2 separate regions of the Homo sapiens genome follow, and region 2 is linked to region 1. Evidence: chromatin loops called from intact Hi-C (ENCODE). Cell type or tissue: sigmoid colon. All regions are shown on one strand. Links, peaks and the distances in the headings refer to the core of each region. The heading gives the core; the rest is flanking DNA. Region 1 holds the start of PHF3 (PHD finger protein 3). Region 2 has its middle 63 kb from the start of PTP4A1.

Region 1 (16,619 bases), core at 5,619-13,618:
GATGGAATATCTGCTATTACATATGCTATTACATATTTTGCGGGAACAAAATAAAGACTTTTTACCATACTTGGTAGATTATAATGCTAGCCTGGCAGGACTTACTAACAATGAATGATTACCTGCAAAAGATGTTAGTTGGCTGCTTAAGAAGAAACCAAATTGGGCCGGGGGCGGTGGCTCACGCCTGTAATCCCAGCACTTTGGGGGGCCGAGGCGGGCGGATCACGAGGTCAGGAGATCGAGACCATCCTGGCTAACACGGTGAAACTCCGTGTCTACTAATAATACAAAAAATTAGCCGGGCGCGGTGGCGGGCGCCTGTAGTCCCAGCTACTCGGGAGGCTGAGGCAGGAGAATGGCGTGAACTGGGGAGGCGGAGCTTGCAGTGAGCCGAGATTGCGCCACTGCACTCCAGCCTAGGCAACAGAGCCAGACTCCGTCTCAAAAAAAAAAAAAAGAAACCAAATTGACGTGTCCTGAGAGGGCAAGCATTTCTCACATGCTGGCATTAAGATCCTCCTGTCATTTAAATTCAAGGGAGATTTTGGAAATTATAAGCACATAATGAAAACTGAGGAGGAGGTTAAAATATTGGAAGTGATTTTTTTTTCTTAAAACCAAATTTGTGTTCCTCTGCCACATTTTTAGATCCAAAGCTTAAAACATTAAATGTGTTTGTATAAAAGAAGTAGTTCATGAAAAAATATTAAATGTGGGCCGGGCCCGGTGGCTCACACCTGTAATCCCAGCACTTTGCGATGCCGAGGCAGGCGGATCACAAGGTGAAGAGATTGAGACCATCCTGGCCAACATGGTGAAACCTCGCTCTACTAAAAATACAAAAATTAGCTGGGCGTGGTGACCACTCCTGTAGTCCCAGCTACTCAGGAGGCTGAGGCAGGAGAATCCCTTGAACCCAGGAGGTGCAGGTTGCAGTGAGCCAAGATTGCACCACTGCACTCCAGCCTGGCGATAGAGCGAGACTCCATCTCAAATAAATAAATAAGCACATGTGAAAGCAACGATTTTCTAATTTTACTTTTTATTGTGAAATTTTAAAAACATACATAAAAGCAGAGTGAGAACAGTATTATAAGCCCTCTTGTACCCATCTCCTAGTATTTATAATTATTAGCATTTTGTCATTCTTCTTTCATCTAGCCTCCATCCATTAATTTTAATCTTAATTATTTTTTCTGGAGTTTTTAAAATAAAATTCTAGATAACAGACAGTTTCACCTATATGAGTGTCCACAAGAATTTCTAAAAAACAAGGGATTTTTAGAAAACATAGCTCAATACAGTTATCACACTAAACAAAAATTTCTAAAGGCCTTAAATATTTAGTCTGTTCAATTTTCTCCAATTGCCTTAAAATGTCTTTACGTTTCAGTTATTAGTTTGTTCAGTTGCTTACTAGTCTGTTCAAACCAGAATCCAAAGAAAATCCACATACTGTATTTGTTTCATGTGTTTTTTAAGTCTCTTTTAATCAATAATATTTCACCTTCCCTTTCTAGTTTTTTTTTAAATGTCATTAATCTATTGAAGAAACTGGGTCATTTGACTTTCAGAAATTTCCACCTTCTGAATTTCCCTGATGGCATATGCATAGCGAAGGGCACAACAATCTTAAGACCTTTTCTGAAAATAATCAGAAACATCTTCTTGAAGCAGTACACAAAACTTTGTATCATAAGCTTTTCTTTAAATATGTATCAAAAGTATTGGCTGGGCATGGTGGCTCATGCACGTAATCCATGTAATTGCAGCACTTTAGGAGGCTGAGGCGGGTGGGCGAGTCACCTGAGGTTAAGAGTTCAAGACCAGCCTGGCCAACATGGCGAAACCAAGTCTCTACTAATAATACAAAAATTAGCCCAGCGTGCATGGTGGCATGCACCTGTAATCCCAGCTATCCGGAGGTGGAGGTTGCAGTGAGCCAAGATCGTGCCACTGCACTCCAGCCTGGGGGACAGAGTCAAACTGTGTCTATAAATAAATAAATAAATAAATAAATAAAGTATAATCAGGAAGGACTATCTTGTCTGGCCTCACATGCATGATTGTGTCAGCTTCCAGAGATCACCTGAAGCAATTTCCTGGGTATAAGATTTCTGCTACATCCTCCTCTCAACCTCTACACGTTGCCATGCTCCACAGATCCATCTCAGCTCCTTTTATCCTTCTGTCTACATTTACTCCTCAGGTAATCTAATCTAGTCCTGTGGCTTTAAGTATCATCTAGTGTATGCTGACTGCTTGAAAAATTCATAACTTCAGCTCTACCATCACTCCTGAATTCTAAGCTTTTATATCCAACTATTCATTTTAAAGTCTCACTTGGATATCTCACAGATATTTCCAACATAAAATTTGTGAAATGCCTACCACAGAATCATTGTACCCCTGCACCCTAATCTGCTCCCACACCAATCTTCTCCAAATCCAGCAAATAATACCATCTTTCATCCTGTTACTTAGATGCCAAATCTTGAACTTCTTAACTTCTTTCTCCTTAGTCCCGCATCTAATCCATTAGTATACCTTGCCAGTTCTACTTACAAAAGATAGTCTGGCTGTGTTTAAATCTCCTTCAATCCTATTATTACCACACTGGTCCATGCAACACTATTTTTCTCAGCCTCTTGGATTTCTACAATGGAATATCTGTTATTTTCGCTTTTATAGGCATTCAACCATAATTGTTCACTCTTGTTTGGCTGAAATTCATTTTCCTTAAAGTAGTTTGAGCAATGTGTAAGACAAATCAAAGAATAGAAAACAAAGATGTAGTAGAGTGGATTAACAAAGCTGAAAATGATTTAAAATGATAACAAAATAGACAAACCTTTGGTAAAATTATTCAAACAAAATTGTAGAAAGCAGAACCTTAGAAAAATGAGGAAAAAAATGTTGATAAAGCTATAAATAAATACAAAGGACCTGAAAAAGTAAGAGAATAATAAAAATAAAAAGTTTGTGCTACTAAATAGGAAAATGTAGACATTATGAACAATTTCCTAGGAAACTATAACAACTAATTAGACTCAAGAGAAAACAGAAAATATGAGTAGGTTTATTGAAAATCATACAATGGGATACTACTTCACACCTAATGAGATATAAATAATCAAAGAGTCAGATAATAACAAGTGTTGGAGAGGAAGTGGAGAAATTAGAACCTGTATACATTACTGTTTAGGAATGTAAAATGGTACAGCTGCTTTGAAAGACAGTTTGGCAATTCTTAAAACTGTTAAACATAGGCCAGGCATGGTTGCTCACGCCTATATTCCCAGCACTTTGGGAGGCTGAGGCAGGTGGATTGCTTGATGCCAGGAGTTCCAGGTGGCCAGACCAGCGAGGCCAACATGGTGAGACCCCATCTCTACTAAAAATACAAAAATTATCCAGGCATGGTGGTGCACACCTGTAATCCCAGCTACTTGGGGGGCTGAGGCACGAGAATTGCTTGAACCCAGGAGGCGGAGTTTGCAGTGAACTGAGATTGTGCCACTACACTCCAGCTTAGGTGACAGAGCAAGACTCTGTCTCAAAAAAAAAAAAAAAAATTGCTAGACATAAAGCTGTCATAAGACCCAGAAATTTCATTTCTAAGTATAACCACAAGAGAAGTGAAAGTGTATGTCCACACAGAAGCTTGTATATGTTTATGTCGCATTATTCATAAAGGCCAAAAAGTAGGAACAACCCAAATGTCCATCAATGTCAGTGGATTAAAATTGTGGTATACCCATACAATAAAATATTATTGGTAATAAAAAGAAGTGCAGTACTGATGCTCGCTATAACATGAACAAACCTTGAACACATTAAAGCTAAGTAAAAGAAGTCAGTCACAAGAGACCACGTTATATGATTCCATTTGTAAGAAGTGTCCAGAATAGACAAATCCAGAGACAATTAATGACATATTAGTGGTTGCCTAGGGCTGGTGAGGGAATAAAGCATGGGTGGTAACGACCAAAAGGTATGGAATATTTTTGGCACTATGAAAATGATCTAAAATTGACTGTGGTGATGGTTGTACAATTCTGTGCTAAATGCACTAAATATACTAAAAAAGTACCAAAAAATCATTGAGTGGTACACTTTAAATGGGCAAATTATATGGTATGTGAATTATATCTTAATAACAACTGTTACCAAAAAAATCAGATGTCACTTTTTGCTTTTAACACTCCCACAGCTTCTCATTTTATTTACAGTAGATTCTAAACATCTTGCCTTGTTCTTGCTAATCTCTCATCTTTCTGTCTTGCACCCTATACTCCAGTCAGACTAGCCTTCTTTCTGCTTCTAGAACCTCCCAAATGTGTTACTACTATAGTATCTTGGAATTAGCCTTTTCTTCTTCTAGAATGTTCTTATCATATGACTTCCCTGGTTGTCTGCTATCACACAATTTCACCTTTTCAACTCCCAGCACCTCCTCTAGTTTGAGGAAATCCTCATTTCTGGCCCTCCCTTCCAATCTTTCCAATATGTCTTCTGAATTCCAATTTGTGATCAACCAAGTTTTCTACATATTTGTATTGGCGGGACTTCCTGAAAAAAATGTCCTTGTAGAGCCTGGACCCTCCAAGCAAATTTTACATTTTCTTGAGGCTTTCTCTCTCTGTAGACATTAAGTTGTACACAAGATTTTACAACTTTTTTCTTCTGTTATAGTTGGAATTTAAACACAAATTACAAACAAGTTATTGGCTTTTAGTGAAATAATCTGAAAGGCTTATGAGTGGGCACCTAGCTCAGGAATGCTAGCATGGTCCCTTTTGAGAAAAGGCATGGTTCTATTTAGCCCCATAAGAAGCAGGTCCCCTAACCCTCATTCCAAAGGCAGCCTTGCCTAATGGACATGCATTCTGCTCTTGCTCCAATTTACTGTGCTTGCAGTTCAAGTTGCTTCTCCACCTTTGGACTGGTTGATGCAGCATCTTGGGAAACCACAAACTTCAGGGGACACTTAACCTTTAGTCTTCTGCCTGGAGTAGGGAGAGCTATAACATTTGCTGTGTTTTTAAACTAAAGACCCTTCCTTTTGCTTCTCTACTTTCTGGGCCTAGGAGCATGCAACATAAACTTGCTTTCAATCGTATCTTGTGATTCTAATTCTGAATGTGCTCAGAGTACAAATGATTGCTCTAGCAACTGGGAAACCAGTCTTTAGTCAGATAAAAGTTGTATTTCACTATCCCATATCAGGTGCCCTTCACCTCTTTGTTGTAACTGAAGTCTGGTAGATTCATTTTGAGGTAATTTTTGTACGTGGTTTGAGGTGGGGGTTCCACTCCATTCTTTTGTAGGTGGCTGATCAGTGGTTCCCAGGACCATGTGTTGAAAAGACTATTCTTTCCCCATTGTATTCTTGGCACTCTTGTCAAAAGTCTTTTGAAAATAGACACATGGTTTTATTTCTAAACTTTCAATTCTATTCCATTGATGTATATGTCTATCTTTATGCCAGTACCACACTGTCTTGATTACTGTTACTTCATTATAAGTGTTGAAATCAGGAAGTGTGTGTCCTCCACCTTTCCACTTCTTTTTCAATATTGTTTTGGCTATTCTGGGTTGTTTCTTTATATGTATAGCTTTCCTTTTGTGTACATATAAAAAACACACATTTTTTTCCTGTTATGCTGCTTAAATGTTTTATATTTTTGTTGGAATTTATTTTCCCTACTGTACTCTACTGATGATTGCTGTTTATGGGAAAGCCATTATTTTTTTCACTGATTTTTAAATAGTACCAAGGCAACTCTTTACTGCTAGCAGTTGTTTTGTTGATTCTCTGTTAGGCAGTTTTTATTATATGCAAATAATGGTCTTTTGTGTCCTTTCTTTTTTTATAGCTACTATTTCTTTTCTTGCCTTTTAGTATTGGCAAATATTGAATAATGGTGGTGATAGTGGCAGCCTTGTGTAACCCTGGTTTGAGTGGAGATGCGTCTATCTTTCCACCATTAAGTGTGATGGTGCATTGAACTGCATCTTTAAGGGATGCAGGAACAATTCAGATAAAGTGAGAGGAGGAATTATGAGGCTTTTGGGGTCATTTGGGAGGGGGCATTCCTGTCAGAAGGAGCAGCATGAGCAAAAACTTTAGGTTGAGGGACATTGTGTGGATGTGTGTAGAAAACAGTAAGTAATTAGGTATTGTTGTATCATAAGTTAAAAAGCAGGAAACAGGGAGAGAAGAGACTGAAGAGTTGGCAAGGACCAATCCTAAAGGGCCTTGATTACATTAAGAAGTTTGGATTTTATTTTTATTTTTATTTTTCGAGATGGAGTCTCACTTTGTCACCAAGGCTGGAGTGCAGTGGTGTGATCTTGGCTCACTGCAACCGCCACCTCCTGGGTTCAAGCAATTCTCCTGTCTCAGCCTCCTGAGTAGCTGGGATCACAGGCACGCACCACCATGCTTGGCTAAGTTTTGTATTTTTAGTAGAGACAAGGTTTTCCCATGTTGGCCAGGCTGGTCTCAAACTCTTGACCTCAGGTGATCTACCTGCCTCAGCCTCCCAAAGTGCTGGGATCACAGGCGTGAGCCACCGCGCCCCCCCTGGATTTTATTCTTTATATTTTGGAGAACTATGAAAAGATTTCAAGTAGGGAGGTAATATTGTCACTGAGGGACAACATCACAGATAGTTTCTTTGTTAAAAGAATTTTGATTATTTTCATGGCTGCAACATGTTCAATTCAGATAATGAATCATTTGTAGTTCCTGAAACACACCAAGCTCTCTGGTACTTCTTTGACCTTGAGGACATCCCTTTTGTCAGAAATGCCCCCATACCCACTCCAGGCCAGATAAAACACGAATATGGGTCTTTTGCATCAACTGCTGTCACACCAGGCTGAATCCTAATTATCTACTGCCACTCTTCTGAGTTCTTTGAGGGCAGGAACAATACCATTTATTTCTGAAACCTATTGGGGTGCATAACGGAATAAATGAATAAACAAATGAGCAAATGAAGTGTGTTGGCAGGGAGAGTAATGCAGAGGAGCTTAGAGAGATAAGGTCACAAAGACGGTTAATCACAGAGTTAGTTAAAAATCTGATGCCTCAGGTCTCTCTCTGCTCTTTTCCTGTGCCTTAACGTTGCTGAAGTTTACAAAGGTGCTTTATAGCTTGTGCAGTCCTGATGCACGGAAAAGCTTTATTTTATTGTTTGACCCAGCCTTCCTAGGCACCACCCCCTGAACAGAGGTAAGCTATGGAAATTTTAACCTCCCGGTGGGGCTTGCACTTCTTTTCACCCACTGTTTACTGCTGAAAGCCTGAGTAGCTATGGGCCATCTTTCCGGAGAAACTAGGAAAAAAAATGTGTGGAAGGCAGCAAGCCCACGATGTAAGAAAAAGTGTTGTAACTTAAGCCTCCAAGTTCAATGATGATCTCGGTAAAATGAGTTTGAGTTATTTTGTTTTTTGTCTCTGTCACTCTGATGCCCGGGCTGGAATGCAGTGGTGCCATCTCGGGTCACTGCAACCTCCACCTCCCAGGTTCAAGCCATTCTCCTGCCTCAGCCTCCAGAGTAGCTAGGATTACATGGGACTGCCACCATGCCTGGCTAATTTTTGTATTTTTAGTAGAGACGGCGTTTCACTATGTTGGCCAGGCTGGTCTCAAACTCCTGACCTCAGGTGATCCACCCGCCTTGGCCTCTCAAAGTGCTGGGATTACAGGCGTGAGCCACCGCACCCGGCTGAGTTTGAGATCTTTTGACCCCACTGTTTTGATTCTGTGTTTAAGCATACAAACATTTAAATCTATTCTAAATTAACACGAAAGTACATGTCTACAAAGTGTTTGCCAGAAAAAACTTCATTAAATAAATTTAATATTTTTATTGACTTTCTGCTCATAGGGGTTAATTCTTCCAATTTTTTTTTTCCATATTTAGTTTACTGATTACTGTAGGGACCAATGTTTCAGTGATGACAAGCATTTTTCATATCAAAATTGACTTTTGTGTCTACATTGTTTACTGTCTTCCATGGTCTTAATCTCTGCCAGGCTCAGTTTTCTTGGGTCAATGTTTTGCAAGATCCAAATTTTATCACTTTTCCTTCTTTGATAATTTTTTAGTTAAATACAAATACACTGTCAGTTTTAGTCATTATCAATTACTCTGTCTTGTTTTCCTACCAAATTTAATTTTCCCAAGTTAATTTGGAGTTTTCAATGTTACTGATACAATCTGATCTTCCAATAAGTCCTGTGTGCAGTTATAGCTGTTGCCAGTATTATTATGCTGGTTCTTTCTTCTACTAACCTTTCTATGAATTGGGTATAAGATAAACAGTTCGTGTTTACATCTGGAAGCAAAAAGCAAAGACCATTAGTGGACAAATGTGAATCTGGGCACTTGGCTGGTTCAAAATAACAGAATCAAAACATCATGCCTATGGCAAGCTTGTTGACTTTTTAAGGATCAGAAATCTTTGCTTTGTAAATGTGACAGTCTTATGATTCTTACATTTTCTTTTAATCTCCATTTTGTTTTATCTTAAATTTATTAAAACTTCTCTGAGAAGGTAAGTTTTCCTCAGCCCTTCTAAGGGATTTTCCAGCTAGTGGTCTCCGTCATCAAGTTCTACTCTGTTGAATTCCTTCGGGGTTGGATTTTGTTTATAACAATAATTTTACTTTTTCTGAACGCCCTTTTAAAACGTCACACTGAGATCCACCAGAAGAGTAAGAATAACATTAGGCTTGTTTTTATAATTCATCCCAGACATCCCAAGTGAGAATTAAAAAAAAAAATTACTCATTTCTATTTTCCTTTCTCAAAAACACATTACAAAAAGATTGTAAAACAAAGTCTTGAGGGATTGATTAGTCAAGACAGGGGGTGAAACTCTTAAGAATCCAGTGGAATCAGGACAACCCAAACTTCCTTTGTAGAAGAGCATTTGCTATTAAGAGTGCTTAAAATATCAGAAGACTAGAGAGAGGAAAGAACAGATCTTCACCACATGCCTGTGACTTATTCTTCCACCCTGCACTAATCTTACAATGTGGGCTGCGGTTGGTCTAAAGCTTAAATCAACAAGTACTGTAAAGGTTTTAGAACAGTGCAGACCACACAGTAAGGTGCTCAGCAGGTACTGGCTGAATACTGTAATAGTCCCTGTAGATAAAAGCCACAAACCCTGTCCCTAAGTAGCTCCTTTTGGTTGGAGTGACTGACAAGCAACAATTACTTCACAGCGCTTATTAAGGGCTGAGATAGGGGTTAGCTCAAGTGTCTGTGGAAGCAGACCAGTGGGTCTCAAACTTTTTTTGTCTCTGGACCTCTACACAATATTTGTTACCACAAATAATGTATTTATGAAAAGCATATTTTCCAAATTAATAAAAGGGTGATATCTAAAATTTCTGCAGATTTCCTCAATGTCTGGCTTAATAGAAGATGGCTGGATTCTCTTATCTGTTTCTGCATTGAATCAGCTGCTATATGCTGTTTTGGTTGAAGGGTGGGAAGAAAATTTGGCCTTAGACACATGCTCCTGGCAAAGGAATGGAGGCTCTACTGAAAGGTCTTGGCGACCCCTCAGGGAAACCTGGGACCACATTCTGAAGACTGCTTACTGGATACCAAGAATGTTTCTTGGAGGTAGCAATTTGAGTCCTGAGGTAGATCAGCCATGTAGGGTGAGGGTAACGGAGGTAGTTAATGGTAAGGCTGCTGTGCCGAGCCAGCACAGATATTTGGGCAGAGGGCTCATCTACTCCATCCTATTCTACCATTCTTGAACTCACAGTCAATTAATAAAAAGTACCTGGGGTTGGGGAGCTGCGCATCAATATTATATTAACTGTGAAGCCTTAGTGCTTACTACGGTCGAGAAAAAGCGCTCCTCTGATTCGCCCCTCCCGGCGGCGCGGAGGTGTGAGCTAGAAGCCCGCAGGCGGTGCCGCGTCCTCCGAAGACAGGGAGGGGCGCGGCAACGCCGGGAAGCGCTGCAGCCCGGGGCCCCACGGAGGCGCGGCGCTCGAGGCCCTAAAGCGCGCAGGCGCGGCAGCGACGCAGGCCGCGGCCCCCGGAACGGTAAACAGTGGGGTCACGTGACACGGCCCCTCTCCAGCTCCCGCGCCGCCGCCGCACGCCGATGGCTGCGGGGTCTCGCGCCGTCGCACCGTCCCCACGCGGCAAGCGACCTTCGGGCTCAGGGCGGCGGCGGCTGCAACGAGGATTAGGAGGGCGGCGCGGAAGCCAAGAATAGTGTCGTCAGCAGCAGCCATTTGGTCCCAGGAGGAAAAGAGGCTGTGGCAGCGACGCCGACGTCCTGCGCGTACCCCCTCTCCGCGGCACCCACCGGGCCCCCTCCTCCTCCTCTTCGGCGGCGGCAGCGTCCACCATCTTCCTCTTGCTGCCAGTGGTAGCGCTCGTCTGGCGGAGCTGGGTGAGTTGCGGCTGTGGCCGCGGCCAGGGAGACGGGCAATCCTCCCCTCCCCCATCCCCTTCCACACGCACAGCGCCTCCGCGGGCCTCTCCGCCCCTCCCGCGGCGGACTCTCCGCGCTTTTCTCCCGCGCAGCCGAGAGATCGCCTCTCGGGCCTCTTGCGCAACGTCCTCGGCCTACCTGGGCCGCGCCGCTGGCGCCTGTGGACCATTTGGACCGCGGGCTGGGGAGGGAGTCGCAGCGACGCGGTCGCCAGGCGGAGGGTCGGGACCACGGCCTCTCTCCCGACCACTGGTACCCAGCCGTCTGCTGCGAGGGCGCCCCGCCGCCGCTGAGGCGCGGGCGCGCAGGCCCGAGGCACGGCGGGCGCTGCCTGGAAGGCCCGTCTCGCAGGCCCCCGGATCCGGCCGTTGGGGCCTCTTCCTTCTCAGGGAGCCCCAGCATGGAGCTTTGGGCCTTGGTTTCGGGAAACTGGGACTGGCCCTGGCTGCTAGGCTGCTCCCTGCTGCTGCTTTTTGGAGATGAGAGTTGCTCTTCCATTTATCCTCCAGTTACCGCGCGCTTTTGTGCCCGGGACTCAAACTGTGGACTCCTTTTGCTTAGTTTGAAATGAGAAGCCTAGACTCTTGCCTTCCGATAATACATGTAATTTAATGAACCACTTGTCGATACGTACGTGTTAATGGTGCTAAATAACTGATCACCTGACACGGGGGGCGGGGGCGGTGCGGAGAGTAGAAAGGAAGAGAATGTTGATATCGCGCACGGAGTCCTGTGTCCCTCCTTTCCCTCAGGATGTGTTGCCGGGTTAGGTGACCTTTTTCCATCTTTGGGCTTTTAAATGCCAATTCCTAGAGACTAGATTGGGGTGGTTATTAGTGCTTTCCAGTAGTCACGCGTAGAATATGTTCATGGATTAATGTTAAGTGGCAACACTGCTTTAATATTCTAGTCCTAATCTGCATTACATGTAGCGATATTTAATTTAAAAAGAATAATCGATTATTGAGGCTTCTCTAAATACTAACTTTACTATCTTATTTTAAGCTAAATTTAAAAACCAATGCAGTAAACTCTGTAGGGAGTACTTAAACAGTACGTTGTTGTATTTAGTTACTATTTTGGGGTCGAACTTGTCTTCCCTTTGACAAAATGATTGTTAAAGGCCTAACAAAACTACGCCTCCATTATTCATTTTTCGATTCCTGAATGAAGTGTTTGGAACTGTGAAAATATTTGTAGAAAAAGATGTATGTTTGTGTTAGAGCGACATGTTGAGTCAAAGCACCAGAAACTTTTCTATTGTAGCATACTTATGTTTTTGAATTTATAGCTCCCTTCCACAGCACAAAAAGGTGTTGTGTAAAGATTATTGTTATTTTAAATAGTAATTTTAAAGTTTAGTTATCACTTAGACCTTTTCCCCACTAATTTTTCTCTTCATTCATCTGTTTACTGGCTATATATTACCATAATGATTCTTTCCTTCATCATCGTCATTATCACTGTTATTATTATTTTACAATACATACTTCATTTTCTGGTGATAGTAGCAGAGTTTAGTGGCAGACTTTTAGGAGTGATGATTCCTCTGATTGAGCCACACAATCAGTCCCGAAACGGGCTACTTTTATGTAAAAAGATTACAACTTTAGATTTTAAGCTTTTTCAGATAGCTGTACTCGGTAATTTGTCAAAATGATAAAAATGAGCCAGTGATGGGACCAAAGTTTGCCTCTTATTTACATTTTTTATAGGTTCATTTATTGAAGAATAGAAAAATATAGTTTATTTTACTGCTTTTGCATACACGTGAATTATGCATTCTCTCTTGTTGGGATAGACTTCAGATAACTTTATCATGTTGATCTTATGGTATACTTATATGTTGCATAATCAGAAAAGTCACCTCTGAGAAGTGGTCTATGTAAATGTAGGTAAAAAATTGGTTTGGTCAGATGCACATTTCAAGATAGAAAAATCGAAAGGAATTTGTCTTTAATCATTTCAAACTATGTTATTAAAATTTAAATTTTATTGAGTATTGGAATCCACTAGGAAAGTTGACAGTCTTTGACTTATGTAATGTATTACTTATAAAAGTTGGGAGGCAGCAAGTGGCAATTTGGAGTATTGCAAAATCAAGAGCTTAGATTTTTTTCATAGTATAAGGCCTACTTGGAAAAACTGGTGAATGAAAATTATACATACAATTCTGTGTTTCAGTTACTGAAATAGATGATGTTTATCTTCCTTAACATGGTGGGATGGTGTTTGCTTTTTTGATACATTTTGCCTTCTTAAGATCCATTTAAATTTCTCATAAAATCCTTTTTACATATGTTTTTTCTGGAGATAATAACTTTTCTGTTTTTTAGTGAGATAATGAGATTTTTTGGTCAACATTTAGGTTTGTGTATTACCAATACATATTTCACCACACAGTGTCAAGGAGTTCAGGATTCTTAGGGTGCTGATTTCTAACAGTTTTTATTCATCCACATTTCAAGAATTCTTTCTGACAAGTGGCTGCTGGATTTTTTTCTTTTCTGGAAAAGTACATCTTGGGCTCTGTTTCTCTTATTTCTTCTTGGAGCACTCTCTCAGAATTCTGGAGTATCTTTTCAGAAGGATAGACACTTTTTCAACTATAAAAATTGCTTGGCAAACTGTTAGACATTTATGATACTGTTGCATTTTTGAGAACACAGTCAAAAAATATTCTTTAATTGTTGCCCTTTGATTACACATGGAAAGATATTGAGAGTATTGATGTGATTAAACATACATGAGACCCTGAGGCTGTTTCTATTCTCAGTAAAGATATTATAGTCTGGGAAACAAGATTCATTGACATCTGATGTTAATCAGTGTATTAGAGTTAAAGGGGAAAATATCAAGAGTTTTATGAGGAATTGCTATATGTGTGGACTTGACAATTATTGTCCTGCATAATGTGCTTAATTTAGACCATTTTTAATGGTATTTTAAAATTTTATGACTATTATACAGTGAAGAGTGGATATAGAGAAATAGTTCAGTAAAAATTTTAAGATATTTCCAGAAGTTTTAACCTGTTGGCATAATCTAACTTTATTAGACAGTTTCGAAGAGCGTGGTAGATTATACAGAAAGGCTGAACTTTAACATTTTAATTCGTTTGTAATTTGCATGAGCTGGGCACATGAAAGCATAAAGTTTTAGACTGAAAATAAATGGAAAAGTTTGTAGCTGATAAATTGCTTTTCCTCCAATGATGTTCATATGCATTGAGGCTTACATTTTGTTTTTTTTTAAATGTGTAGAGGGTGGCTAAGTGCATATTCCTGTTTTATTTTGGAAGAAGGATGAGTCACTTTTGTTTCTAGCATTTTTTAAGATTTCATTAATGATATATTAAAAGCATAAAAATTAATGTGTAGAGTGCATTATAGAGTGTAAAAGTGTAGGCTCAGGAATCACACTGAATGGGTTCAAATGTAGGAATATTGGGTATGTGACCTTGGGCAAATTATGTAATTATCTAGGTCTCAGTTTGCTCTAAAGAGAAAGGACTAATAATTGCACCTACCTTATAGGGTCGCTGTGAGGAACTAATGAGATAATGCATACGATACACAGGGCCTGGCATATAGTGTGTGCCAATTACACGTTAGCTTGGGTTGTTACTCCCTAGGCCATAGTTTTAATGATGAGCTAGGTCCACTACTTTGGTGGTTTATTCAAATTCCTAATGCTTATAATGTCAGTTATGATATAATGCCAATATAGTTGTAAACTTTGAAGTTAACTCTTTCTTGTTACTGTTGGCTACTGTAATTCTGTGTTTGCCAGTTTCAACATCTTCAGATCCTTTCCTAGGGACTTAGGTCTGCTTTGGTCTTAGTTGTCTTTGTGCAGCAGACACTTTGATATCTTCTTTTTACCAGATACATTTAGAAAAGTTATGATCCTTGCTTTCTATAATGATGTCTTGCCAATAGATTCTAACTAACGAAACTGAACCAGATTTGAAGTGGGGGTGTAGAGTAGATGACTAGGTTGAATTGCTTTGTAGAATGATACTTTGTAGTATTGTGTCATACCACATGGCCTAACCACTTATTAATTTTTGACTCTGTCCTCGAAGGATGGATAACCCATGATTCATCTTTAGTGTTGTTATATCATAGTAGTTAAGAACTGACCTTAGTGTAATGCAGAGTGGATCTGAGTCCTGGCTCTGTCACTTATTTATTTTGTAATATTGGGTGTAACTTTGCTAAACTTTAGCCCCTCTCTTGTAAATTGGGGATGATAGTACCTGCCTAATGGTTTGGTTGTGAGGATTAAATGGCATGATGCATTTAATTTGTTTAGCACAATGCCTTGCACACAGTAAATATCCAGTGAGTTTAACCTTACAAACACATAGGGCAGTTGTAAGCACATTGACTCTTAAATGAAATTTTCTGGGTTCAGATTTTAGCTCTGTTCTTCCTGTAGGAGATAGCTTAAACAAACAAACAAACAAAACCAAACAACTTTTAGTTCCATCACCTACTATGGCAAATTATTTAAACTCTTTGATCCTAATTTCATTTTATTTCAATTTTTATATAATCAGGATAATAATATAAGGTTGTTTTGAGGATTAAATGAATTAAAAAATGTAGAGCAGAATTTCTTAAACTTGACTGTTGACATTTTTGGCTGGATAATTTTTTGTGTGTGTGTGGGGCTGTCCTAGTGCATTATAGTATGTTTACTAGATGCAAATAGTACCCTTTCCAGTTGTGATGGCCAAAAATGTCTCTAGACATGGCAAATGTTCTCTGCATGGGCATACTCACCTCTGATTGAGAATTATAGATACAAAGCATGTAGAACAATGCCTGTCTTGAAGTTTGAGCACAAGAAGTTTTGTTTTATCATTACTGGTGGTAGTTTGTTCTTCTACTGCTACTGCCTATTAGGAATTTGTTTTTGGTAAGCATGCCTGATGAAATTGCTTATTTTAAACGATGGTATGGGGGCTGAAGGCATCAAGTGTGCTCCACTTTTAAGACCTTTGTACTTCTGGGTCTTTGTCTGGATTGCTCTTTGGCATTTATGCATTGATCACTACCTCACTTGAGATTTTGGTTCAAATGTTACGCTGTGAGGCCTTCACTTACTATCATACATAGACCAATCCCCCATCACCACCACCATCACTATTGCCTTGTATAACTTTTCTTGAGCGATATTAGTCTCCTGATAAATTTTTGCTCCCCTCACACCACCCCCCTACACACACACCCACAGACACAAATGTAGACTACGTGAGAGACAACTTCATCTTAGTATATAACCTCTTTGGCCTTTGATAGCTTTAGTGATTTATTGTTAGGTGTGTATGTGTGTGTGTGTGTGTGTGTGTGTGTGTGTGTGTGTGTGTTTTAGGAAATAATAGGATAGAATTCATAGGTTTACTTTGAAGGTGTTTTAAAGTGAGTTTTTGTAAAGTGTAATTTTTTTTTTTCGAGACGGAGTTTTGTTTTTGTCTTCCAGGCTGGAGTGCAATGGTGTGATCTTGGCTCACTGCAACCTCTGCTTCCCAGGTTCAAGCTATTCTCCCACCTCAGCCTCGGATTACAGGCATGCACCACCACACTCAGCTAATCTTTTTTGTTTTTAGTAGAGACGGGGTTTCGTCATATTGGTCAGGCTGGTCTCGAACTCCTAACCTCAGGTGATCTGCCCGCCTCGTCCTCCCAAAGTGCTGGGATTACAGGTGTGAGCCATGGCGCCCGGCCTAAAGTGAAATTTTTTTTTGCTGTTGACACTTTCTAAATCTCATCTTTTTGCGTTCTATTAATACTTGAAACACTTGAAAAGCAATTAGGCTATTTTGTTAGTATAAACTAAACCTGACTTCAGTATAATTCTCTGAGAATTACAGATGAAACATATTTTAAAGCAGGAAATATCTTCGGACTCAGATTAAATTTTATTTGACAAATTAGTACCAATTATTTTTAGTTGTATTCTGAGTCTTTATAAATGGTCCATCAGGACCAAACTCAGCCATTCATAATTAAGACATGCTGTTCCCTTTGCCTAGAATATCCTCTGGACCATTAGGATCCAGCTTACACATCATCACCTGCCTAGCCTTTGTTAGCTTCCAGAGTTTCACCTTCCTCTGTGA
Region 2 (16,619 bases), core at 5,031-13,030, 120 kb before region 1:
AGGTTGCAGTGAGCCGAGATTGTACCATTGCACTCTAGCCTGGGCGACAAGAACAAAACTTCGTCTCAAAAAAAAAAAAAAAATTAGAGGAGAAGCCATTGTCACTACCCCTTGCCTTTTCTTGTCTTCATTATAGAAGTGATGCATAGAGCTATGGCATCTATTTTGAGACTATAAAGCAACAAATAAATATGCTATGTATGGCTGAATATAAAAATAAAAACAAACTGCATCCTTGATGAACTTACGGAGTCATTAGACAACAGCCCTGAAACCAGCTGCTGTCTAATGTGAAAAAAAAAAAGCGCTTGTTGTTTAAGTAATTGTTGGATTTTTTCCATTATTTGCAGCTAAAAGCACTCCTAACAAATATAACAAAGTAGTGACATGACCATATTTTTCAAGAAAATGCTTCTTAAGGGAGATCCTGCTGTTCTTGGATCTTTTAAGAAGATCCTAGGGCTATATGTAGAATTAGATCACTAACAGAACATTACTGTAAATGTTCTTTCTTTTATAGAGATGGGGTCTCATTCTGTTGCCCAGGCTAGAGTGCAGTGGCACGATCACAGGTAACTGCATCCTCAAACTCCCAGTTTAAGCAATCCTCCCACCTCAGCCTCCCAAGTCACTGGGACTATAGGCACACACCACCACATCCAGCTATTTTCTTTTCAGTTTTGTATAGAAGACAGGGTCTTGCTGTGTTGCCCAGGCTGGTCTTGAACTCCTGGGCTCAAGTGATTTTCCCACTTTGGCCTCCCAAAATGTTGGGATTACAGGCATGAGTCCCTGTGCCTGGCCCAGTGTAAGTTTTCTATGATGAGTACAGTTTGGGTTGCAAATTCATAATCACACAGACATCAGATTCAGAGGGAGCCTTAACCACCTCAAGATAAGAGGAAATACTTTGGAAATACTTCAGAACCTTTTCTCCTTAGATTGAGTTAACTATCTATTAGAGAAGTGTTGTCTCTTCTGAGAAAAAGCAGAGGGTGAAGTCTAGGATAATCACCACATCATAATCCATTCAGTCTTTTCCTTATGCCAACTGCTTACCTGCTAGGGCAATAATTCTCAAAGTGCTTCTGTAATAAAGGTTAAGATACCTGATATACTATGACTCATTCTATTTTACATAATTTCTGTGAGAATGAACAGGGAAAAAATGGTAGGGAAAAAAATGAGCCTTCATTTTCACCACCAAAAAAGTGCATTAAAAAGAAAGTTAATATAATATATTAAGTCTGTTGATAGAGGGTTATACCTGATGATCGTTCAGGATAATGATACAGATGGAATGTGACAAGCAATTAGGTCTTCACTTTTTCTTTAATATGATTTATCAAGATACTCTTCCCACATAAAAGTCATCAATGTTGCTGAACCTTCTAAAAGAGAAAAACGAGTAAATCCTGAAATTTGGATCCTATTAAATCTCATCTGACTAAGCTCTCTGTACAATTCTCACTTCTGGGAGGATTCAAGTCAAATCAAGTTTCGTAGCTTTGAAATTTCATCCCTCTGCATGCAATACTACAGACTTAGCCAGAAAAGTTGTGAGATCTGAATAATAAGGAGCAAGTAGTAATTAGAAAATAATTCCAGCTAGAAGACGATCTATGCTCTATGCTCATCAGTAAGAATCTATGAATTAATTAATCAATCGATGTCAGATATTTTTTTAAATACCTATCACCTAATTTATATTTTTTGCCATAAGAAAATTCTCAAAAATATATTTTCTAATTTTTTTGTTCAATGTTATCTTCTTTTTTCCAGTTTCCACTTTTCTTCTCTATAAAATTATTGTATTCATCATGAGTAAATTTTTTTCTGCAGGCTTTAAAAAAATGTTTAAATAATCAACTATGACATTACTTCTAGCTATGGTCTCATACTGTTTACCTTGTAGCTATAAAGTCCATTTTTCTTTAAACTGCCTAATTTGTAAGATATAACTTATGAATGAGTCAGAGTTCTATAGATACAGACAACAGAAAGAGGCTCTAGTTCATTTATGGAAAGGAAACTTACTGAAATATATCAGACTTCATCGCCTGGAAGTAAGGCTAGAGAACCAGACTTTGAAATGTGCTGATCCAAGGTATTCGCAGTGGTCCAGGATCTGGAGATCACAAGAATGGCTTCACGTTGACAAAATCCAGGACTCGCCCCGGAATAGATTAATCCTCTCTTTAATCCTCTACCCAAGATTTAAATTCCAGAGAGTAGGTGTCTGATTGGCCTGGTTTCAACCATATATTCAGACTTGGGCTAAGAAAGTATAGGTCTGCTGAGTAAAAGTCCACCAGGCTGAATCCAAAATGGTAACAAGGCCAGGCACAGCGGCTCATGCCTGTAATCCCAGCACTCTGGGAGGGCGAGGCTGGTGGATTGCTTGAGCCCAGGAGTTTGAGACCAGCCTGGGCAACATGGTGAAACCCCGCCTCTACTAAAAATACAAAAAATTAGCCGGGGACAGTGGCACCTGCCTCTAGTCTCAGCTACTCAGGAGGCTGAGGTGGGAGAATCACCAGAGCCTGAGGGGTCAAGGCTGCAGTGAGCCAAGATCACCCCACTGCACTCCAGCCTGGACAACCAGAGTGAGACCCTGTCTCAAAAAAACCAAAACAACAACAACAATGACAAATATATAAAAATTTATATGCAAATAGTAACAACAATAATAATAAAATTATAATTCCCTCTAAAAGAAATGTGATGTTATTAGGAAAGAGAAATGAATGCTGAACAGTCACACATTAAAGATGCTCAATACACCATCCTTAACCATTTTTTTTATAAATACCTCACCTATTTTCAACCCATATTTAATAAAATAAAAATCTTTTTTTTTGAAACAGAGTTTTGTTCTTGTCACTCAGGCTGGAGTGCAGTGGCGATCTCGGCTCACTGAAGCCTCTTCCTCCCTGGTTCAAGCGATTCTTTTTTTTTTTTTTTGAGACAGAGTCTCGCTCTGTTGCCCAGGCTGGAGTGCAGTGGTGCAATCTCGGCTCACTGCAAGCTCCGCCTCCCACGTTCACACCATTCTCCTGCCTCAGCCTCCCGAGTAACTGAGACTACAGGTGCCCACCACCACGCCCAGCTAATTTTTTGTATTTTAGTAGAGACAGGATTTCACAGTGTTAGCCAGGCTGGTCTCGAACTCCTGACCTAGTGATCCACCAGCCTTGGCCTCCCAAAGTGCTGGGATTACAGGCGTGAGCCACTGCACCCAGCCTCAAGTGATTCTTGTGCCTCAGCCTCCCGAGTAGCTGGGATTACAGGCGTGCACCACCATGCCCGTCTAATTTTTTGAATTTTTAATAGAGACAGGGTTTTGCCACGTTGCTGAGGCTGATCTCAAATTCCTGTCCTCATGTGATCCACCCACCTCGGTGTCCCAAAGTGCTGGGATTACAGGTGTGAGCCACCACACTCAGCTGAAAATCATTTTTTATGACCATTCTGAAAACCCAAGAAGCTCCTTATCAATGCTTGATAATTGCAGTCACTGAAATACAGAAAGGACTAAGTGGATTTTATTCAAGCTGAGAGTTCAGAGTAGTGAAAAGCTCTTAGTGGTTCTTTAAGAATTTTCTCCCCATTTCTGAGTGGCAATACCATCAGCTGGCCTGATGAGAAAGTGGTTTGTCACACATTCTTTTGAGTCATAGTGAAAGGCATGATGGTGTCACCTAAAATTAGTAGATTAGCTATGCTTCATTTCTCATCTACACCAGGAACTGGTAAGGTTATCACCATGACCATGGCATTCCTTTTCTTCTTTATTGTCCTATATTGGCTAGAAAGCCCACCTCATCCTACATTTTGACCTTCCCTCTGCTTCCTCATTCCTGTTAGTAACTTGCTTTTTTTTTTTTTAACGTTATTGATATCTCCTCATCCACCCCCATTTTCTATCAAGCATTATAAAGTGAAGCCAAGGAATTATATGCTTTTCCTCATCTCTTTAGTTAAGAAATTCTAAAGTAAAGCCGGGCGTAGTGTCTCACATCTGTAATCCCAGCACTTTGGGAGGCTGAGGTGGGTGGATCACCTTGAGGTCAGGAGTTCAAGGCCAGCCTGGTCAACATAGTGAAACCCCGTCTCTACTAAAAATACAAAAATTAGCCAGGTGTGGCGGCACATACCTGTAGTCCCAGCTACTCGGGAGGATGAGGCAGGAAAATTTCTTGAACCCAGGAGGTGGAGGTTGCAGTGAGCCAAGAGCAGGACAGAGCAAGAATCTGTCAAAAAAAAAAAAAAAGAAAGAAAGAAAGAAAGAAAGAAAGAAAGAAAGAAAGAAAGAAAGAAAGAAAGAAAGAAAGAAAGAAATTCTGGCATTCTTTTTTGTTTTGTTTTGTTTTGTTTTGTTTTGTTTTTTGTTTCGCTCTGTCGCCCAGGCCAAAGTGCAATGGCACAGTCTCGGCTCACTGCAACCTCTTCCTTCCGAGTTCAAGCAATTCTTCTGCCTCAACCTCCCAAGTAGCTGGGACTATAGGTGTGCACCACCACGCCCGGCTAATTTTTGTATTTTTAGTCAAGACAGGGTTTCACCATAGTGGCCAGTCTGGTCTCAAACTCCTGACCGTCCACCTCATCCTCCCAAAGTGCTGGGATTACAGGCATGAGCCACTGCGCCCAGCCGTCATATTTTATTTGTAATGGGACACAGGGTATCTTCGAAGTCCTTAAAAAGAGATGTGCCAAATGTTAAACTGAGGGAGGCAGTTTTCAGTTGTTTAACTTTAGACTCATCAGGAGTAGAGTGGAAGAAATACTTTGAAAGTTATTTACATTCTTTGCTTAGGTTTTTGACATAGTGAATGGTATCTAGAAAAAGTCAAATTCAATCTTTTGGGTAGTTTTAAATAAAATAAAAATTTTGATTACATATTGATTTTTCTCATGGAAAGGAGATAAGTTCTTCTTGTTGTTGTTGGTGGTGGTGGTGTTGTTGTTGTTGTTGTTGTTGTTGTTTGAGACAAGTCTCGCACTGTCACCCAGGCTGGAGTGCAATGGTGGGATCTCGGATCTCTGCAACCTCCACCTCCCAGGTTCAAGTGATTCTCCTGCCTCAGCCTCCCAAGTAGCTGGGATTACAGGTGCCCACCACCACGCCCGGCTAATTTTTTGTGTTTTTAGCAGAGACGAGGTTTCACTGTGTTGGCCAGGCTGGTCTCGAACTCCTGACCTCGTGATCCACCCTCCTTGGCCTCCCAAAGTGCTGGGATTACAGGCATGAGCCACTGTGCCCAGCTCTTCTTGTTTTGTTGATGACACAATTTCCTTATTCATTCTGTTCACAAACAGGTTTCTATCTCTGATTGCTAACCCAGTTATTTTATAAATGGTTAACCTAGTAGAAGGATTTTAAGAGAACGGGCATACATGAAAGTTATCAAAAATAATTTGAACAAGCTTCTCTTCATTTTCTTCCCAAAATAAGAAAAATGGTCATAAAAACAGCTTGAGCTACCACTGAACATATATTGTTGCTCTGGTAAAGCATGTGTAATTTGGTTAGGGAGTCTGGTTTGCCCACAAATATCTCACTGAACATCTCAGAGAAGTTGATTTCCCTCAAAACAGAGCCTGAGACAAAAGTTCACGTGACACTATCTTACTAGTATCCCTGCAATCCCAGGGAAGCAGGAGTGAGGGAGTAGAAGAATGAGGAAGGGAAGATGGGAGAGCCAATATGAGGATGCCTTACCCCGACAAACCAGCCAAGACATTCCCACCTTCCCCAGGGTCCCCATGTATCTATACAAAGTACATTTCTCTCTCCATACCAAGTGAATGACCATTCGCACTACTCATAACATTGCCTGCCTGGAGAGAGGATTTCTTTTCACAACTGTCCCTCCGTCCTTGAGTGGAACTATAATGTGGTGGCAATTTACTTTCCACTATCGCTAATGTACTGTGAGAATTCATGTGTAAACTGGGCCAAGTTATTTCTTATTCCATCACTTAGTCAGAAGGGGGCACTTACTCCCCTCCCTTCATGAGGCCCAAGTGTGAGTTAAGGGAGGGTTATTGGTGCTACAGAGACAGATGACCTGAAAGTTTGAGATACATGTGCATATAATTCATTCATACCTTTTGAATATGGTCAAGCTGGATGCATATGTTTCATTTATATCATAAGTCTAATGATACACCCATCCAAACTTATCACTTACTGTATCTGATAACATCCTGATGAGTAGATCTAGTTGCATAGTCACCTGGTGTTCCACAATCAGGAACAGTTTCTATTAGAATCCAGTAAAATATCCAAAGCCAGTTTTCATATGAGACCATTCTTGTTATCAGCAGTTCCTGGACCTCATAAGTTGTATTGGCTCTGTTCATTTCAAAGCCTGATTCTTCATCCTTTCTGCCAAACAATGAGTACCTGAATTATCCCAGTAAATTTCCTTTATTTAGGTTAAGCAGAGCCTGTTTTTGTTTCTTACAGCCAAAGAACCCTGCTTCATAAAAATGGTATACTGTTCAGACAGGTTGATGGTAGTTCTGTCATTAATGCAAACTGAATTATGCATTTTTGTATAACATGTTATCTTCATGACATTATTGATCTACTAGAGCAAAAACATAAGAAACTGTTGAGTTTTCCATCATGCCCAAGAGACAAAAAAAAGCAACTTGGGTCTCTCAGCTCCATAGTCAAGCAAAGTAAAATACCACCACACTATTTATACCTAGTTGGATCCTAATTTTCCTTCTTTGGTTATTTCACAACCAATTCATGGTTAACTGTTCAATGTTACACATTTAACTAGTTCAAGAGTAAAATCACATATCTTACTCCAGAAATTATGCCAACTTCATATAAAAGAAAAATCAACTTTTTGAATGCTTTTCTAAGAATTATATTTTTGTACCTACTTAGGAGGTTAGTTTAGGACATTAAAGCTGAAAAAATATCAATACCATTCTTAGGCTCATTTTCCTCAAAAACAACTTCCTAAAAACTGGTTATAGAGATAGCCAGATGGCTGAAGAACAAAGTAGTAGTAAGACTTTTGATTGCCTTCCCTTTTGAACATTTAAAATTTTGCATTATGTAAACAGATACCTAGCCAAAAAATAAAATTTTTTAAAACCACCAAAAAATAAGCTAAAAAGTTGTATGAATTTATGTATCTTTATATAGTAGAATAATAAACATACATTAAAAATTATACTCTTAGGAAACACTAAATGATAATGTATAGGGATGCACACACCATAGCAAAACTATAAAGAAAAATAAATGATTAAAAGTCATTAGGGTAATTCACTTCAGTAGGGAGGGAGATGGTTATGTTATAAGAGTATTTCTGGCTGGGCACGGTGGCTCACGCCTATAATCCCAGCATTTTGGGAGGCCGAGGCAGGTGGATCATGTGAGGTCAGGAGTTCGAGACCAGCCTGACCAACTTGGCGAAATCCTGCCTCTACTAAAAAAACAAAAAAATTAGGCGGGCGTGGTGGTGCATGCCTGTAATCCCAGCTACTCAGGAGGCTGAGGCAGGAGAATCGCTTGAACCCAGGAGGTGGAGGTTGCAGTGAGCCGAGATTGGGCCATTGCACTCCAGCCTGGGCAACAAGAGCAAAACTCTGTCTCAAAAAAGAAAAAAAAAAAAAAAAGAGTATTTCTGGGGTGACTGAGTGAGGTGATAGTTACAGGTGTTCACCTTATAATAATTATTTATATAGTTTATTTGTATTCATATTATATTTAACAATATAAAATTTTGTAATAAAGGAAAAAAATTTTCTTTTTTTTTTTGAGTCAGTCTCGCTCTGTTGCCCAGGCTGGAGTACACTGGCACGATCTCAGCTCACTGCAACCTCCACCCCCTAGGTTCAAGCGATTCTTGAGGTTCAGCCTCCTGAGTAGCTGGGATTACAGGCGCACACCACCACTTCTGGCTAATTTTTGCAGTTTTAGTAGAGACAGGGTTTCACCATGTTGGCCAGGCTGGTCTCGAACTCCTGACCTCAGGTGATCCGCCTGCCTTGGCCTCTCAAAGTGCTAGGATTACAGGCATGAGCCACCACGCCTGGCCAAAAATACTATTTTTTAAGGATTTTTTTTAATAAAATGGGAAAATGTTCACAATACAAAATTCAATGAAATCGAGGATACAAAGCTCTCTATGCAGTATAATCTCAATTAGGTGTGCGCATGTTGTATATTTGTAGAAATCGACATTAAAATAAATATATCAAATATTAATTATACCTTTTAGTTTTTGTATTATTTTATATAGCTGCCATAGTTTCTTAAATGTATGATATAATAATGTGTAAGATGAAAATTTCGTTATAAAGGATGAAGTGATAAACCTAGCTTATAGAGTAAATATTAAACCTTAACCGTTTCAGTTCCTATAAACATAGGCATTTAATACGTTATAACAGTAAAATTTTAGAGCTAGGGGAAATCATAAGAGATTGTCTTCACACATGCCTCTGTTTTACAAATGCAGAAACTAAACAGTAGATAGGCTAGCTGACTTGGCCAAGGCCCCGGGTTAGTCGCAGACCTGGGATGGGGCCAGGTTTAGCACAGTGTTTTGCCCTTCCTCCCACACTGATAGTGCCTTGTATGGAGGTAGAACAGAAAGCCCTGCTCTTTAGGGAAAGTTTCACTAACTTTTCAAAACATGAGTATGTGATAATTATAATTAAGGACTATCACAAATGAAGTGTAAATTTATAAATGTAACCATCTAATAAAGCTTCGGTTAAAATTAATATTGGGGCAAGTTTATTTTTGAATTTTTTAAAGATAGAAAGAAACAACAACAAACCCTTGAGTTTCCAGAAGAACTGCCTGTATTCATTCATTTAACATACTAAAAGCAGCTTGTGACTGCCATAAAGTATGTCATTGCCGCCTTCAGTACTAAAAAAGTGGTCCAGTATATGAGGCAACTGCTCTAAATCATGCTTGTTTGGACAGGCTGTTTCTTAGTTCCACCTCATCTGCACTTTAGCCCCACTCTGTGCTGTGTAGACCCAAGCGATTTGCACAAACACCACATGATCCCAAAGGTACTTTCCCAGGGAGAAGGAAAAAAAACATAAAAGTTAAACTAACCCTTGTAAGTTCTAGTTACCACTTAATCTTTCTATGGTTTGACTACCTTTCTTTTTTTTTTTTTTTTTTTAGTTTTTTAAACACTTCAAGTCATAACTCCTCAGTATTTAATATTTAGATTTTTTTCCCCTTATTCTATTCCCCCAGAGTTAATCTCTTCTCCCCACTTTCGTTCAATATCTATTATGTGCCAGGCACCATCTTCAGTGTCAGGAATACAGAAATAAGCAAAACATGTTCTCTTCCTTCAAGAAGCGAATTTTTTTTTTTTTTTTTTTTTTTTTTTTGTTGAGACAGAGTCTCGCTCTGTCACCCAGGCTGGAGTGCAGTGACACAATCTCGGCTCACTGTAACCTCTGCCTCCTGGATTCAAGTGATTCTCCTGCCTCAGCCTCCTGAGTAGCTGGGACAACAGGCGCATGTCACCATACCTGGCTAATTTTTGTATTTTCAGTGGAGACAGGATTTCACTATGTTGGCCAGGGCTGGTCTTAAACTCTTGACCTCAGGTGATCATCCTGCCTCTGCCTCTCAAAGTGCTGGAATTACAGGCATGAGCCACCGCTCCCGGTCAAGATGCGAATTATTTAGAGGAGCAGCTAGACAGATAAGCTAATGATGGCAATAAAATGTGCTTGGTAGAATAAGGAGATCAATGGTGCTATGCTCATGGCACCTATTACTCTAGGAGTAACAATCAGGGCACTTAACACAAGTGCCTGGTTCTACATTCCCACCTCTTCCTGCAACACGCTATATCTATAAGATGATAAGATGAGCCCAATGGAAGCCCTACAAATCCTGATCCCTACTCTAGGTCAAGCTTATACAAGTAAATAGATTTCTTTTTTTTTTTTTTTTTTTTTTTTGAGATGGAGTTTCACTCTTGTAGCCCAGGCTGAAGTGCAGTGGTGCAATCTCAGCTCACTGAAACCTCCGCCTCCTATGTTCAAGCGATTCTTCTGCCTCAGCCTCCGGAGTAGCTGGGATTACAGGCATGCACCACCACGCCCAGCTAATTTTTGTACTTCATTAGTAGAGACAGGGTTTCACCATGCTGGTTAGGCTGGTCTTGAACTCCTGACCTCAGGTGATCCACCCACCTTGGCCTCCCAAAGTGCTGGGATTACAGGCATGAGCCACCGCACCCAGCCTCAAGTGAATTCTTAAAATGTAGCTTTGAGAATTTGAAATCATTACCTGGGCATTTTTAAAATTTTGACAGTTTATAGTTTACCTAGATGTTTTGGATTATAGACCCCCAAATCTAACGTATTAAAATTTTTTCTGAAACAGAGCTTATTATTTTATGGTTTTGAATTGTCCCTCAGAATCAAAATTGGAAAATATTTTTACTGTGTAATTTTTCTTATGCTTCTTACTGAGAAAATGACTCTCCAAATCTGAAGATGATGAAAAATACACATTGGGATTTGTTACTACTTATGTGTACACATTTGAAAGACAGTTTAAATCCACATACTATTTATGATGTTCTTGGCTGCAAGTAATTAAAAAAATTAATAATTCCCTAGCAAGCAGATGCAGATTGAAAAAATTAAAAGTGGTGAAACTGTAAGGATACTTATTTTACTATATGGCAAGAAGTATGGAGGTAGTTCTGCTCCTGGACTGGCTCAGTCGTCATTAAGGACTCAAGTTCTTTCCTTCGCTCCATGTTCTTTTTTTTTTTCTTTTTGAGACAAAGTCTTGCTCTGTTGCCCAGGCTGGAGTGCAGTGGTGTGATCTCGGCTCACCGCAACCTCTGCCTCCTGGGTTCAAGCGATTCTCCTGCCTCAGCCTCCCGAGTAGCTGGGATTACAGGCATGTGCCACAGCTGCCAGCTAGTTTTTGTATTTTTATTAGAGGCAGGGTTTTGCCATGTTGACCAGGCTGGTCTGGAACTCCTGGCCTTAAGTGATCTACCTGCCTCGGCCTCCCAAAGTGCTGGGATTACAGGCATGAGCCATGGAGCCAGCCTCATGCTCTCATTCTTTGCGTGGTGGCTTAGTCCTCAAGCCTTATCCTTCATTGCTGCAAAGTGGCTGGGGCATATCTTGACATCACATGAAGACCTAGAATCATTATCTTCCATGCCCCACTTTTTATTTAATGGGGAATATTTTTCCTGAAGTCCCCACAGAATTAGCTCCGTTGGCCACAGTTGCCTCTCATACCCAGGCATAAGTCATTCATTGTGCAAAGGGTATGAGACTACCATGATTAGCTTAGATCAATTAAGATAGGCTTTTATGAGACTGCAGAGGGGTCTATCTTCCCTCAGATAACATGTTGAAGGATAAACATATCTGAGATTTTGTTAGTATGGAAAAAGCAGTGTAAGGCAAATAGTTTCAGGGAAATTATACTCAAACTAAAAATTCAGTGTAAAATAAATACAACAACTTTACTACCCACAAGTTTTGGTATGATGCTTAGAATCTGATCTAAAATCCACTCACTCTATTCTTTCAGCAAACATTCTTTGATCACTTATTACACGTTGGGCACTGTTCTCCGTACTAAAGCAGAGAACAAGACAGATACGTATTTGTATTGGGAATGCTTTCAGCAGCAACTGACAGAATAGGAAATTAAAAGTGGCCAAACCATAGGGACATTCAGTGTTTGCCCAGAGAAATTTAGAGGGAGGCAATCCCTAGTCCATCTCCTCTGAAATATAACCAAGAGTCCAGGTTCTTTCTTCTCTGGGTCCTTAACGTGCTGACTTTTGTCTTTATTCTTTTCACTTCATTGTTCCATAGCTGTCATAGTTCTAAATACCTCATCTACTTTCAAACGAGAAAGAAATGGTAAAGGACACTTTTTTCTTATTATTGTCCCTTTTGCAAAGATTTAAAAACCTCCAGAAGCCTCCTATGCAGATTGCCATGAAATCTCATTGGCAGGATTGTGTGCCACACTGGTCTTCTCAAAAGCAAAGGAGTCTAGGAAGGTAATTATCCAACAAAGTGTTATGGAGCCACACACACTGCTGCCCCAGATAAAATGGGGATTTTTTTTTTTATAAGGGGAGCCATGGATAATGGTTACCCAATTACAATGTTTGCCGTAGTCCCCTTTTCCTGGAATTAATTCTCTGGCCACTTCTTGGAAAAGTAATAATAAATTAGGAGTACTTTTCATACTCTAGTTTTAAAATTATGTGTGAGGAATTTGTAGTGGTTCTTAATGTTGTTTTTGCACATTCAACTAGAAAAGCAATTGGCCAGGTGTGGTAGCTCACACCTGTAATCCCAGCACTTTGAGAGGCCAAGGCAGGTGGATCATCTGAGGTCAGGAATTGGAGACCAGCCTGACCAAGATGGTGAAACCCCGTCTCTACTAAAAATACAAAAATTAGCTGGGTGTGGAGGCGGGTGCCTGTAATCCCAGCTGCTCGCGGGGCTGAGGCAGGAGAATTGCTTAAACCTAGGAGGCAGAGGTGTCCGTGAGCTGAGATCCTACCATTGCACTCCAGCCTGGGCAACAGAGCGAGACTTCATCTCAAAAAAAAAAAAAAAAAAAAAAAAAACACTGGAAAACAGACATTTTGCCTTTATTCCAATGTGGCTTTAGAATTTTTCATAAGGAATATGTATTAAGATATTACTTATATAAATACAAATGAATAATATATAAAATAATTAGCGAAAAATCTGTTAAAGACTAATAATCTGTGTTCTTCTGCCCACATCATTTGGTCCCTGGTCCTGTTCTTGCTCAATGTTTGCAAAGAACCAAAGGCACACTACAAATAAGTAGAAATCTCTGTTGTGCTCTGACCCTTGATCTGTTCTGTGATCACTGTTCCCTTTGGCTTTTTTTTGTTTTGTTTTGTTTTGAAACACAGACTCACTTTGTCACTCAGGCTGGAATACAGTGGCACAATCTCGGCTCACTGCAACCTCTGCCTCCCGGGTTCAAGTGATCCTCCTGCCTCAGATCCCTGAACAGCTGGGACTACAGCCATGCACCACCATGCCAAGCTAATTTTTGTATTTTTAGTGGAGATGGGGTTTCACCATGTTGGTCAGGCTGGTCTTGAACTCCTGACCCCAAGTGTCCGCCCACCTCGGCCTCCCGAAGTGCTGGAATTACGGGCATGAGCCACCGCACCCAGCCCTCTTTGACGTTTTATCATATATTTTTTCATTTGGAAGTGACTTTTCTGTAAGTTGTCACAACAATGAAATGTCTATTGACTTCTAAGCAAACCCTCAAATCATTAAACCTTGTCATTAACCACTCTATGTCCCCAGTGTTGTTGTGGTTTGTTAAGTAAAGAACTTCTGTTGAACAAGTGCTTTTTGTTTGTTTGTTTGTCTGGGTCTTGCTCAGTCACCTAGAGTACAGTGGTGCAATCACAGCTCACTACAGCCTCAACCTCCTGGGCTCCAGTGATCCTCCCACTTCAGCCTTCCTAGTAGCTGGGACCCCAGGCACCAGGCACCACACCAAGCTAATTTTTTTTTTATTTTATGTAGTGACAGGGTCTCACCATGTTGCCCAGGCTGGTCTCAAACTCCTGGATGAAAGGGTACCTCCTACCTTGACCTCCCAAAGTGCTAGAATTACAGGCATGAGCCACTGTGCCGAGCCTTGCTTGTTTGTTTTTTGAGACAAGGTATTACTCTGTCACCAAGGCTGGAGTACAGTGGCATGATCATAGCTTACTGCAACCTTGAACTCCTGCCCTCAAACCATCCTCCTGCCTCAGCCTCCTGAGTAGCCAGGACTACAGGCAAGCATCACCATGCCTGGCTTGAGCAACTGATATATATCATTTATCTTAATCACCTTTCTAAAAAGTTTTTTTGTTTGTTTGTTTGTTTGTTTGTTTGTTTTGAGACAGAATTTCGCTTTGTCACCCAGGCTAGCGTGCAATGGTGAGATCTCAGCTCACTGCAACCTCCGCCTCCCAGGCTCAAGCAATTCTCCTGCCTCAGCTTCCCGTGTAGCTGGGATTACAGGCACCCACCACCATGTCCAACTAATTTTGTATTTTTAGTAGGGATGGGGTTTCACCATGTTGGCCAGATTGGTCTCAAACTTCTGACCTCAGGAGACCTGCCTGCCTCAGCCTCCCAAAGTGCTGAGATTATAGGCGTGAGCCACCCCACCTGGCCTCTAAAAAATATTGATAAATTTACAGAAGTTATTTAAAATGTTGAAAATTGTAAGCAACATAGCAATCTTGAGTTGACATGTATAAAGCATGGTATTTACTTTTTTATTGATTTATTAATTCATATTCTCATTTTCTCCCTCGGTGCTAGAAAGCAAAGAGCTAGTCAGGCATGAGAATGATTAAAAACCCTTGTGAGCTAGGAAGAGAGAAGAATCTAAACAAAAACGAACCTAAGGAAAAGAACAACAAATTAGGCTTTGTGAAATGGAAGGAAGAAAGGAAAGGGAAAGGAAGGGAGGCCTAGTTCATAATGTGTTATATGATTTAGATTTTTACACAAGTAAGATATTAAAGAATTACAAGTTAACCATCTAAATGTAATACTTTCCAAATAACTTAGAAGTAACATAGTCTGATTTATTCTAAGATGTGCTATCATTTATCTTGAAAAATTTTCAGTAGAAAAATGATCATAATTTACTGGATTTTTCCTACAGTAAATCATTTATTTTTATTTATTCTTATTGGCTCTATTGAAAACTGTGTCCCTTTATTACCTTGTTGAAAATCTAAACCATCAATAGAACAGCAAAGCATATTTTAATGAAGTTAAAACCTGTTGCAACCCTAAGCAAGTAGAAGATTGAAAATAAGACTTTAATCTGTACACCAGGCAATTCTCTAAACCTGTCACTAAATTTTTTGAATCCACCTATCCAAAAGGTCAGCAAAAGTAAAGGCTTCATTGCACAAGTTGATACCAGTACTGTGCCCTTTGCCAAGAATGCTTGGGAAAATAAAGGATTCCATTGTTTCAACAGATTGACCTGGCAACTTAGTCCAGAAATGTTTTCTTTAGACTAATTTAGCAGAAGAGATGAATAAAGTCAAACAACTGTTTTACGGTAGAAGCACTTCAAAGTAGTGCTTGAGAGCTCTGAAGTTTGAATGATCTAGCTTTGAATCTTGACTCCACCAGCTGTGAGCTCTTAGTAAGTCCATTTAACTTCTTATGACTCAATTTTTCCATTTGTAAGTTGGGCATGAGGGCACTCAAACATGGCATACTGCTGGCTGTCTCTTAATACTCATTCTTCTCATCTTTCAAAGCAACAGAATCTTAGTTCTTAGCAGGACACACAGGTGAGTGGAAAAAAATCTCTTTTACAACTAGGTGTGGCCATCTGAGTTTTGGGATATATGTGGCAATGGCATGTGCTACTTCTGGGAAGTATTCTTAAAGAAAGGGGTAGGACTTCCTCTTCCTTCTTCCTACAGCTAGAATATGGACATGAAGGCAGAAGCTCCAACAGTTTCCTCTGTGGATGAGGTGACCTTGGAATTGGAAGCTATATGTGCCAGAGGTATTAGACAGAAAGAGATTGAGTCTCTGCCACCGTATCATATCAACCCCAAACTGACTCTTCTGGATTTCTTGAATAGGCAAGAGAAATAAACCATTGACCGAAGCCATTGTTTTGGGATATTTATTTCTCTGTCTGCCAAACCTAATTCTAATTAATAATACTACCACAAAGAAAGGTTTTAAGAATTAAATGAGATTATGTGCTAGCTACATAGTAAGTGTGCAATACATCATGCTTATTATTACTATTATATTATTATTAAACAAGGATAATATTATGGTCTAACTATTCAGAAAAATAAAATATATCTGGAAAGTCTTACCTTTCAGACCAGTGGCATTAAAGAACTATAAGGGTGCCTATCAAAGAATAGAGTTTCTCCTGAGAAGCAATTTTTGATGTATTAGAATAAATTACCTGCAATAAAGAAAAGAGGTCAAACAGACCTGGAATAGCTCCTAATCCCCATGGTAACCACATATTTTCTTACACCAAGTGTTGCCTAATGTTCTTAGTCTGAAGGACTCTGAATTTTAAAAAGAAATTTAAAATGGAAAATAAAGGTATGCACACATGATGCCCCGTAAAGTGAAACCATTTAAATGGTGAAAGATCTCCTGATGATAACCTCAATTAACAACAATAGCACTATGAACAAAAGAAACAATTTTGTAAAGGGAAATACACTCTAAAAACTCAAAACAAGGACCTTCACTATCTATCAACACACACACACATGCACACACACAATCACATACACACACATATATATGACTTTTATATCAGAAATTGTCAATAATGATCTATAATTCCACAATATGTATCACAGACACTGATGGAGAATTAAAAATTAAGGAGCAGCCTTCCTCTGCTTCCAAACACAGACTATGTCCAAAATCATGTCAAAAATGTCTCTACTAGCGCAACCCAATAGTTTTTAAAAGAATCCATTGACACATAAAATCTCAGTAGGGCCAAGCTTGGTGGCTCACGCCTGCAATCCCAACACTTTGGG

The links. A loop is a pair of places that touch in the nucleus more often than their neighbours do. Peaks named below come from ENCODE experiments on the same cell type or tissue, not always from the same donor. Only the 100,000 strongest peaks of a DNase experiment are listed, where the experiment ranks them.
Region 2: it touches region 1 in a loop (5-fold over the local background); 3 of 110 quality-filtered maps call a loop at or near these places.

What each region holds. Positions count from the first base shown.
Region 1 is chr6:63,625,704-63,642,322 of GRCh38, forward strand. It overlaps PHF3 (PHD finger protein 3), which reads left to right and starts at 10,099. Exons shown (of 16, transcript NM_001370348.2): 1 at 10,099-10,447. RefSeq lists enhancers at 8,787-9,324, 9,856-10,676 and silencers at 9,894-10,253, 10,694-10,873. In sigmoid colon, for the core only: no CTCF peak of the experiment used is centred there; DNase peaks (open chromatin) are centred at 10,058, 10,478 and 11,158; H3K4me3 peaks cover 3,066 bases; H3K27ac peaks cover 1,760 bases.
Region 2 is chr6:63,501,296-63,517,914 of GRCh38, forward strand. It overlaps a transcript of LGSN not described here and a transcript of PTP4A1 not described here. Among named protein-coding and RNA genes, the nearest start is that of PTP4A1, 63 kb to the right of the region's middle. RefSeq lists an enhancer at 3,383-3,522. In sigmoid colon, for the core only: no CTCF peak of the experiment used is centred there; DNase peaks (open chromatin) are centred at 8,546 and 8,996; H3K27ac peaks cover 240 bases.